2 separate regions of the Homo sapiens genome follow, and region 1 is linked to region 2. A link is an interaction called in ENCODE POLR2A ChIA-PET data of the cell type or tissue named here. Cell type or tissue: OCI-LY7. All regions are shown on one strand. Links, peaks and the distances in the headings refer to the core of each region. The heading gives the core; the rest is flanking DNA.

The links. Peaks named below come from ENCODE experiments on the same cell type or tissue, not always from the same donor. Only the 100,000 strongest peaks of a DNase experiment are listed, where the experiment ranks them.
Region 1: POLR2A ChIA-PET joins it to region 2 with 7 read pairs; 1 of 35 experiments calls an interaction of 5 or more read pairs at or near these places.

What each region holds. Positions count from the first base shown.
Region 1 is chr5:96,437,041-96,442,431 of GRCh38, forward strand. The region is part of intron 4 of LOC101929710 (a long non-coding RNA gene); the gene reads left to right. It also overlaps a transcript of CAST not described here and the pseudogene LOC102724070. Among named protein-coding and RNA genes, the nearest start is that of PCSK1, 6.5 kb to the left of the region's middle. In OCI-LY7, for the core only: CTCF peaks have their summits at 3,071 and 3,272; DNase peaks (open chromatin) are centred at 2,641 and 2,991; H3K4me3 peaks cover 1,267 bases; H3K27ac peaks cover 1,390 bases.
Region 2 is chr5:96,685,199-96,690,589 of GRCh38, forward strand. All of the region lies in intron 2 of CAST (calpastatin), which reads left to right. Among named protein-coding and RNA genes, the nearest start is that of CAST, 26 kb to the left of the region's middle. In OCI-LY7, for the core only: CTCF peaks have their summits at 2,873 and 3,084; a DNase peak (open chromatin) is centred at 2,843; H3K4me3 peaks cover 257 bases.

The DNA of each region.
Region 1 (5,391 bases), core at 60-5,059, 250 kb before region 2:
CAGCAACAAGCTACTCACCTGGCCTTCCCAAGTGATTAGAAGACCAAATATCTTGAGGGACATCTTTAATTCTACTGGTTGGGATGCTCTGACCTATAGAAATGGAAGTAAAAGAGTAAAAAAGCAAAGTCTATACACTGCAAAGGCTTTGAGGTGGATGAATAATTATGAAGGATTTTTGCTGAATGAACTAGATAAACACAAAATCTTGAATTTAATGTAGAATTGAATTGAATTATTAAAATGGAAGCAGTGAGTGCCATAAATTCCACTTGCTAGAAATAATTGATCTTTTCTAATGAAAATGGATAATTAAATGTGGCCATATACAAGTATTTAGGTTCTTTCTTTAACAGGTTCTTTTAAAATATGCATTTACTGAGTGAGTTGCAGAGCATCCCTGCTTCTGCTTGCAGGCAATGCTCTTGCTTCCTCTGTGCTCTCAAACATTGCCATTTTCGTATTAAACTCTCAGTGCATAACTGCTGTCTCTGCTCCTGAAGTATGTCTTTCTATGAGAATTATAGACTTTAGTATTGAAAAGTGACCTTGAATATTATACAGCTCCTTGCTTCTCAAAGTCTTGTCCACATACCAGCATTATAGGCATCACTTGGAAGCTTGTTAGAAATGCAGACCCTCAGCCCCCACCCCAGAACTACTGAATCAGAATCTGCATTGTTAATGAGTCCGTAGTGATTCATACGCAATTAAAGTTTGAGACGCACTGATCTACTTAACATGCCTGGTATACATGACACTCCTCTGTGATATTTTTTAACAAGTTGTTAGGCAATTCCTGGTCTCCCAAAGCAACCCATTCTTTGGTTTGGATTGGCTGAAATGGTTACAAAGTCCTTCCTTATAATGATATTATAAAACCTTTCCTCATTACTACCTCCAGTCAAGCATGCTAATTTTGCCCTCTAGTACCACACTGACAAGTCTCAATCTCTTTTATACATGATAGCAATTCATACTTCGAAGGCAGATTGTTATATCTTGCCTAACTTTTTTCTGCTCTAGGTTAAACATCCCCAACCTTTTTAACACTTTGGCATTCTGCTTGCTCTTGTCCGGATAGGGTCTTTCAATAGAATTTTTTAAATGTGGCACCCAGAATAGAATATAGTATAGTTGGCCAACTAAAAAAAGATAATTTATTTTTCCAACTTTTTATTTTGAAATAACTTTATAGTTACAGAAAATTAAGAAAAAACAGTACACAAAACTTGTGTATACCGTTCATGCAGCTTTCCCTGGGGTTTACATCTGGTGTAACCATATTACTATTAGCTAAACCAAAACATTAACATTGATACAATATTCTTAACTCATTTATAGACCTTTATATTTTTCCAACTGTTCTATTAGTATATCTTCTTTTATGGTCCAGTATTCAATTAAGACTCCCTATTGCATTTGGTTATTATGTCTCCTCCAAACTGGGATATTTTATCTTTGTCTCTCACAACCTTAAAACTTTTGAGGAGTACTATTCAGTTATTTTATATTATGGTCCTTAATTTTGGTTTGTCTGGTGTTTTCTAATGATTAGGCTGGGATTAAACATTTGTAGGAATAAGTGATGTTATGTCATTTTCATTGACTTGTATCAGGAGGTACATGGTGTCCATATGTCTAATTACTAGTGATGTTATCTCTGATCACTTGGTTAAGATGGTATCATATCAACCAGATTTCTCCACTGTAAAGTTACTATTTGAAAAATAATATTTCGGTGTAAAAATTATTGACAAACTCATGATGCAGAGAGCCATAATGTAGTAATACTCTCCAAATTTATATTTTTGGAGAAAATGAAAATAATTTTACTTTCATAGACATTTATGTTTGTGATATTCATAACTTCTCATTCCACATGTCAGGAGATTTTTCTGTGAGATTAAGTGAAATAATCCATTTAAGATACTTAGCAGAAGGGTGAGGACAGAGAAATCGCTTAGTTTGCTACTATTATTAATGCTATTAACCTATCACTTTCCACTTAATATACTGATATATTTCCATGTCAATAACTGTTCACTGGCATAATTTATAATGGTTGCATAGCTTTCCATTAAATGTGTTAAGTATACTTCAACTTATCAAGTAACGGAAGACACTTAGAGTGTATCTATTTGTTTGGCTACTATACTTTCAGGTAAAGTTGGTTGATTAAATATATGTGTCTCCTTTCATGCCCCACTAAAACCCCTCAAAAACTACAAAGAAGGGATTTTTTTAAGGACATAAACTTATGAAATGGGGAGAACAGGAGTAGAAGCAATCACAAAAAATTATGAAAGCAAAAAAGCAACTAATTTAGCAGACCCAAGAAAATGAAATGTTAATCCAGCAGCAGGGAAAGCCAAGAACTAACCCTTTCTATGCCTCAGAATTCCCCATGACTGAGGAATTGGCAGGCACCAAATAACTTGACATTAGGATGCAAATAGGTTGGAAAATAAAAAAAGATTGCTTTAAAGTCTGTTTCAAAAGCAATCTTCCCCAGCTTCCCTCATCACTCTTTATTGCAGAAAACTATCCCTTTGTCACCCAGCAAAGAGACTGAGGGTGTTTTCCCCAGAGACATCAGGCACAGTTAAAGGTGGAGGCTTCACACCCCCGAACCAACTGTAAGAAATTGGTCACCTCGGGGTTGCTTTCTAGCAGGTGCCACTGAGGGATAAATAATAATGGACTGATCCTAACTTCCCCTTTGTTTCTCACCTCCCTCCAGTGAACACAGGGATTAATCTGCTTGTTGTTTAAAATAATATAATCCTTGAAGCTGTTGTAAACAAGTAGAGGAAAGAAGACCTTCAACAATTGTCCCTAATTATGGTTAGAAGAGGGACCAATCCTGATCCCAGTTATGACAGGCAAAAAAATTGTACAATCAGTAAAACTGAAAGAGAAAACAAAGGTACTAAAGCAGAAGTGGCCCACGGCACATTACTTTAAAAGTTCTAAGTAAGCTTCTGATACTGAAACTCAGGAAATAGCTAACAAAAATCTGGTTTTCTGGCTTCTCTTTATAAACTAGAAAATGTTAGTCTGGAAACAGTGACCCCTACAGTTCTCAGACACTGAGACAAAGTATGAATTTCTGCAATTATGTTTATCCCACCTTTTTTTTTTTTTTTCTTATAATGGAGTTCAGAAATCCTTAACTCTATAAGGGGAAAATAGCAGAGAGAATTGAGGGTTTGGAGCTTCTCTCTTATGCCTGCCTTATTCCACTCAGTTATGGTATCTGCATGTCTCCTGTGAGCATCCGTGTCTCTAGCTCTTTCCTTGGACCCTGCTGTAGACTTGTACCTCTACTGTTCAGACCTACCCACGCTGCAGCTGTAGCTGTTTACTCACAGCAAGAGAGAGAGGCTAAGACCAGCAAGCCCAGTGGGTGCCCCAACTCAAGCAAACATGTATTGGCCAGGTCTGAGTTGTTACATGCCAAGGAGAGGAGCAGGTAGCAAAAGTTTTTTCTAAGCCCATGGACTTGGGAAAGTGATGGACTTGTGGGTGGGGGAGGTGGGTAGGATAAATGGCAGCAGGGTGAGGGGGTCCGTTTAAGGCTACTCAAGTTCTTCTGACTCTCCAGTCAGAATTACTCAATCATTTAGGGTAGGGCCATACATACACATGGGGGAAATGTCAGGGTTTGGCGTTAAGAAAGCTAGGAAAGAAATAGGTATGGGAAAGTATTTCATGGGTGCAATGGTTGATGATCCAGCATCTACTTTCCTAGTGCTCTACAGCTGGAAAAGGCAGAGGCAATGGCTTTAATTTTATTTGCAAAGCTAGTTAAGAGTCGATGGAAGAACTGACACTATTTGATAAACTGTGCCCAAACTCTAGATGAACACTATTTCAAAGAGCATTAAGCACAGATATAAGAGCAGACTCAAAACAGACCACCTGGATTTGATTCTCAGCTCTGCCACTTATTAGCTGGGAACATCCAGACACATTTTGAACATGTCTTTGCTTTGGTTTCCTCATTTACGGAATGAGGGTATAATAGTAATTTACCTGTTGAAGTTATTATACATAACATACTTACAACATTGTCTGGTACAAGTAAATGATAGTTATTTTTATTGAGAAAATAGCACCCTAGTTACATAATAGTTTCTTACACAAGTTTGTCAAATTCTGGAGTAGGGAGGCATCTTGGACAGAGAGATGATTTCAAAGTGTAAAACTGACTAGCTCTGGCACTCAATTCTCACCTCTCTTTCTCCCTTTTTTCCTACTCACTAATTTTTAGTGTGTTCCCCTTCCTCTTTTTTTTCTTTCTCTCATAATTCTATACATTCCCAATTGACTTTTCCCATAAGCCCGTTGAGAGAGCCAGAGCAAGTTTTATTAACTCCAATTCACTAAAATGCAGGCAAGTGAAGTAGTTTATCCACGGCTCACAGGGTGAACTTCACACATCTGCCTTGAGAACCTGATCCTTCCTCTTGGAGCAATTTGCTTCTGATTTCTTGGTGGAGAATCAGTAGCGATGGGTTTAAGGGCTCTGGGAAGACTAGAAAGTTGCCCTCTCTAAACACATTTATTGAAAGTGGCACCTTAGAAAAAAAGGGACTATGTAAACTCAATATTATTAAGTATGATGGAAAAGTATAAAGTATGTAGAAAGCAGGCATTAGTACGTTTGACATTCAACATCAGTAGAGGTCAGATCATGAGGCACACAGAGAAAATAGTCAAAAGGGGCACTTTTTTATAATGTGATTGCTACTCCACCTTGCCCACCTCCTGGTATTAGAAACAGCCTTTCTGTGATTATGCGTATGGGTGATTGAGTAGTAACACAATGACTTCATTTCCATTTCCCAGCTTCCTGTGGGAAGGTTTGGATCCAGCCTGCAAGAGCCATGATTGTAGGAGTATAATGATAACTGATGTTTATACAGTACTTTACAATTTTCACAAGGATTTCCATCTATTGGCTTCTCACTACACCATTATTACCATTCCCACTTCACAGGCAAGTAAACTGAGTCACAGGTAAGCAAGGCTAACAGAGTTTGCATAGATAATCTCACAGAGCTAACACCAGAACTCAGGTCTGTAGTGCTTCTTCTACCTTCCACTTATGTGGAATAGTTTGATGTTTAATATTTTAAGCAGGTAAGTATTTGAGTCCTCTCTACCCCTTACCAGCACTGTTACCTGGAATAGCTCCTGAATCTTCAGCTTCCTCATGAAACAGAGGAAATAATACTATTTATGAGATTTGAATGGACTAAATTATGTAAAGCACTGAGAACATTGCTTAGCCCATAGTAAGTACTCAATAAAATCTAGCTGTCATTATGATTGGTCTGTCTTCTGCCATTTTCTTTGCTTTGCATTGAAGAGAACTGTCCATGA
Region 2 (5,391 bases), core at 150-5,149:
AGAGTAAAATACTAACAAAATATTGACGGAATTGAATGGATGTTCAGTTCACTTCAGCACAGATCATAAGCACTAGAAACCTCATGGACAGATGGATTAAATATTATTCCAGAAATAACATGTTTAAAGTTAACTTTTTTTATTCTTCAGACTTTCTTAGCTTCTCAAAAATAATGGGATGACTGGTTCAAAAGGGACAATAACCTGAAATCATACCCATAGCAAGATATCTGTCTTATCTAAGGACTGAATATGTATGATTCTTATCGTAATGTCAATATTATTTTTCCACATAACAAAATACATAATGGCTTGTACATTATAAAAATAGTTCATTTGTGAGAGCAAAATCTCATGGCAAATTTACATCATAGTCTTTTATTTTCAAGTATCATTATTACAGAATGCTTAGTAAATGTGTAGAGCATTGTATTAGTACCAAAACAAATTTAAAACTCTCTGTTTCTCATTTTTCAGGATATGGCATGAGATAATGCAGTGATTATCAACTCTTTTTGTGCCTAAGAATCACCTGGGGATGGTATGAGAAATTCAGACTCCTAGGCTCCATCTCCAGAGACTGATTTAGATCTAAGGTGGGCCCAAGGAATCAGTATTTTTGCCAATCACTCCAGGTGATTCTTCTCTTATGCCAGTGGTCTTTTGAGCACATTTTGAGTAACACTGAAATAATTCTTGTGGAGTGCATAGCATGGTGCGTAGCACACATAAACATTGATTTCTTTATTTCTTTTTTCTTTCATTTTTTTTTCTTTTTCAAATGACCTCTCCTTTTCCCCCCTGACCAACTCACTCTGCCATATTGTGGGAATACAGTAGAGCACACTAAGAGAGCTGCAGTTTCAGAGTCAGTGGACCTTGTGGGAGGCTTTGGTTGGAGGGATCAGTTACTGATACTATTTCTTCCCACTTCTCCCAGGACCTTGTCCTTTAGATCTTTTGATTATTCCTTTTTTTTTTCACTCTTTATTTCATGACTCCTCTTTAGACTACATATTAGCTCAATCTTCATCATAAACTGTTTTAAAGCAATTCCTTTGAAACTGCTCAAGCTCCAATTCCATCTCTGCCTCTAACCCTCACTACCAAAATTCCTGGTTAAAATTATTGAAGAAAAGAGTGTAGAGAGAGAAGAGAGAGAAACTAAAATCAAGTGTTGATAAATGCCTACATGTAGAAAGTGGGAAGGATAACTCAAGTCAAAGAAGCAGCAAGCAAAGAGGTAGAGGAAGCTGGGTGCTCCCTGTCATCAGTGTGGGGGGTGCAGGAAGAAGTGGAGGGTCAGTAGGGCTGAAATGCTGATATTTCCAGAGGGATGGGGGCTGAGGCAAGGTCCTGATTGGAGACTGGGATAGTATCAGTTCTCTTCCAAGCTGTTTTTGTGGAGTAATAGAAGGTTTCCATTGTACTGTGATTATGATTGAGAGGGTGCTGAGTATGTGGAGATTCTGCATGGTAGATTCTTCTTCCAATGTATGTAGATTTATGTAAAGAACAGCAGATAAAGCAATGAAAAATGAAGTCAGTGTTTACTTACACAAAAAGAGATAAGTTCTGTAAGGAAAAAAATATTCATGTTACTTGTTAAACAATAGTAAGGCAGACTTCATTCCAGACCATTGCTATAGGTGTAGGGACCACTGCAAGGGAATTTTGCAGTAAGAGGGGAGAAATTATAGGGGTGGCTGGTTTTTCCAAGAGTTGACTCCATAGCCAACCTTAATTTTAACAATCTAATTCCATGTACATCATTCTCAAATATTGCATTCTATTATAGTTATTCAAGGCCTTGGTAGTATTTAGCTCCAAATATAATGAAGAAAAGTGGGGATTTTTAGCTAGGAGCAGGGCCAGGGATCGTTGGATGGAAAATTAAAAGGAAACATCAGGGATAAGGCGGATTCTGGGAAAAGTGACCTATAGGATTCTTGCTTAAGGCCAGCGGGTGATCAGATCTCACCTGGCGGATGGTGGAGGATGAGGGGACTTGATCGGATAGCAAGAATGGAGGATTCTGACTAAAGTAGCCTGTCAGTATTCTTGCTATGAGTGGGTAGTGCAGAGATGAACGTGGAAGTCCAACAATGAGGCCTAATTGAAAAAGAGCTCAGAGGAGCCTGATTAGAATTTAGTCAAGGAGAGAATCTTTGTCAGTGTGACTGAGACACTTCACATGTTATAGATGTCTTGGATTGTTTGGTACTGTTCTCTGCCAGTTGTTTATTGATAAATGAATTCATTTATTAATTAAGAAACATCAAATAAGAAAGATGTTGTTTGGAAAGAACTAACAAGTGAATTCTAAAAATTTGTTTGTCTTAATCATTACGATTCTAGACCTCCTAGTTTGTTATTCACATTAAAGTTGGTATTTTTGGGCTCTCTCTTTTGCACATCAAGCCTCTCATTCCTAAATGATCTAATTCAAGCTTAAGGACCAGAATTTTTGGACTTTAGTACCATTCTAGAAATATATCATTCTAAAATCTGAAATCTACAATTTTGAAGAAAACTATTTATAGGAAACTGAGAGCTAAAACAATCTTATAATAACATCCCATTTTTGGTTTCACTTAGTACTTAAGATAAAAATTGCTTCTCTGAATATAATTTTGTCACTTTTTTTCCTGTGTACTTTCTTAATACAGCAAGTAGACTCAGTAAAATCTGATACAATATACTTATTTCACTAGTGAAATTGAAAGCTGAATGACTGGCGAATTTAAAAGATAATGAGGGTTCTTACTACCAGCGCCAATAAGAAAGGTTAGACATTTGTTAAACGTGATATGGTGCTATCTGCCTGCATGTTAACCATATAGTTCAGGGGACACCCAGTGGTTAAAAGTAGGTAATTCCTTGCTGTGGTACAGTGTTAAAAAATTATGGAAAAATATATTTCTTGGCTCAGCAGTGATCACACATTGTTGATTTTTTCTTTCTGAATGAGTACATGTTAGGATGTGTGTGTGTTTTGAGAAAATGTTTGGTCTTGACTTTATATATAAATTTTCTTTGAATAATAAAAACTCACCAACAATTTTGAAAATGTTAGAAATATGATTAAACTTTTCCTTTAATTAAAACAAATTAGAAATGTGGAACAAGTGACTGCGTCATAAATAAGAAAAGCCTTTTTGACCCAGAAATCCCAATTCTAAGAATGTATTCCAAGTATATAATCAGAGGTGTACATGATGACTTACTTATATCCAACGATATTTATCATAGCTTTATTTATAATAACAACAAACTAAGAAGGAAACACCTGTATGGAAGTTAAGTAAAATCATAGCGCTGATATACTGACGAAGGCATTTTTAATACTGTGTTTTGAAAAACATTTAATGACAGGCAAAAATGCTTATATTAGGTAAAAATCTTTCTAAATGTAAGATTACAATTCTATTCATATAACATACTTATAATATGTTATCATGTGCATATTTTTGTATTTGTATAAAAATAGGAAAAAACTGAAATTAGTTGTCTTGGATGACAGGATTTTAAGTAATTATTATTTCTTCTTCCTACTTTTTTTAATCTTAAGTGTATTTATTAAACCAGAAGAAAAAGAACAATAAGCAGCATAGATAATAAAAGAGTAAGATAAGAGTGTTTTACCAATGACCAGAAAAGTACCCATGCATGTATCTGCTTAGACCTTAAAGAGAGAAGTGCTGTGTATTTGAGATTTTTTACTTTGGGGCCCCTAAGAGATACTTTCAGAGCAAGGCTGCTGCTGCTGTGTGTGTGTATATGAGTGTATGTTTTGTGTGCTTGTGTGTAGGGGTGGGGGCACACACACGTGTTTGAGTAGAAAAGCACCTCTTAAATACAGACAGAAAATAAGAACAAAGACAACTTGGAGGGCAAGAATACTGAAATATTTTTAGTTCATATTCTCTTTGGAATCTGATGAAACTGTGATCTTTTCTCTGAAAGCTACACACATGTACGAATACAAAAAATACTCTCCAAAATGTTACATACAATTTAAAGAGGTTTATATGCACACACTATCCCCACCCTTGTAGGGACAATCTTATCAAGTAGATATATTTAGGAGGCACTATGTTATAGTATTTTCCTAGGTGGCTTGCTGATGTCTGAAATTCTACCATTAACAATTTCCTTAATCTTTCATTGCCTTTTTCTGCATCTTCTTTTAAACTGTAGGTATTTCTAGGTAATATATTCACTATTAATGCCCTTGTGAGAACTAGTTTGGCAGGAAAGGAAGAGAATACCGTAAGCATTTTTTTTCTGTAGATTCTGTAAAGGTAGTAGAGCACCAGAGATCATTTGATGAAAATAGCTAACACATAAATAGGCATTATATACACATGCAAATACATGTGTGCACACATGAGCACACACATGCGCCTTATGGCAACCCCATTCTCCTGATAAGGAAATTGAGGCACAGCTTGATTAAATAACCCATCTAAGGCCACACAGTTATTTAATAATAGAACCCAGAATTGAAATCACTTTCCAGAGTCTGTGCTTTTAACTAGTATCCGATACTCATCATAAAATTACTTATATTATGAAGTCTACCTTATAGATGGAGGCCAACTCCATAGACTTTCTTACTTCTATTGTCATTTTTTTGTTATTCACTTTTCTACTTCTTCATTTCCCTCTTTCTTCCTTGTGTGATGCCCTCTTTTCATTCAAGATTATATAGCAAGTTCAGTCATTCCAATTCCCATGATGTAGGTATAGCTATTTTCCCTTTGTAGGTAGGAGATGAGGCTCTGAGGGAAGCAGAGGCAGAGCCCTAGAATAGTAGCATTGTCCTGACTCCTGGTCAGTGCAGCAACCTCAGGACTAAAAAGACTTGAGCTGGACTACCTTGAGGGGTTCCACTTGAGATGACACACGGAAACTGAGTAATCAGAAAAAAGAACAACAACAACAAGCAACTCACTGGAGTGTGCTCACCATAGTGGGTGTTATTAAGGGCCTAGAACATGGGACATTTCATTCAGTATGTGAATTTATTTATTTATCTATTTTTTTTTGAGATGGGGTCTTGCTCTGTTGCCCAGGCTGGAATGCAATGGTGTGATCTTGGCTCACTGCAACCTCCATCTCCCAGGTTCAGGCGATTCTCCTACCTCAGCCTCCCAAGTAGCTGGGGTTACAGACATGCGCCATTACACCCAGCTAATTTTTATTTTTAGTAGAGATGGGGTTTCACTATGTTGGCCAGGCTGGTCTCGAACTCCTGACCTCAGGTGATCCGCCTGCCTCTGCCTGCCAAAGTGCTAGGATTACAGGCATAAACCACTGCACCTGGCCTCAGTATGTGAATTTCTATGTAATATTATGAGTTAATGGTAAGGCTTATTCATTATGACT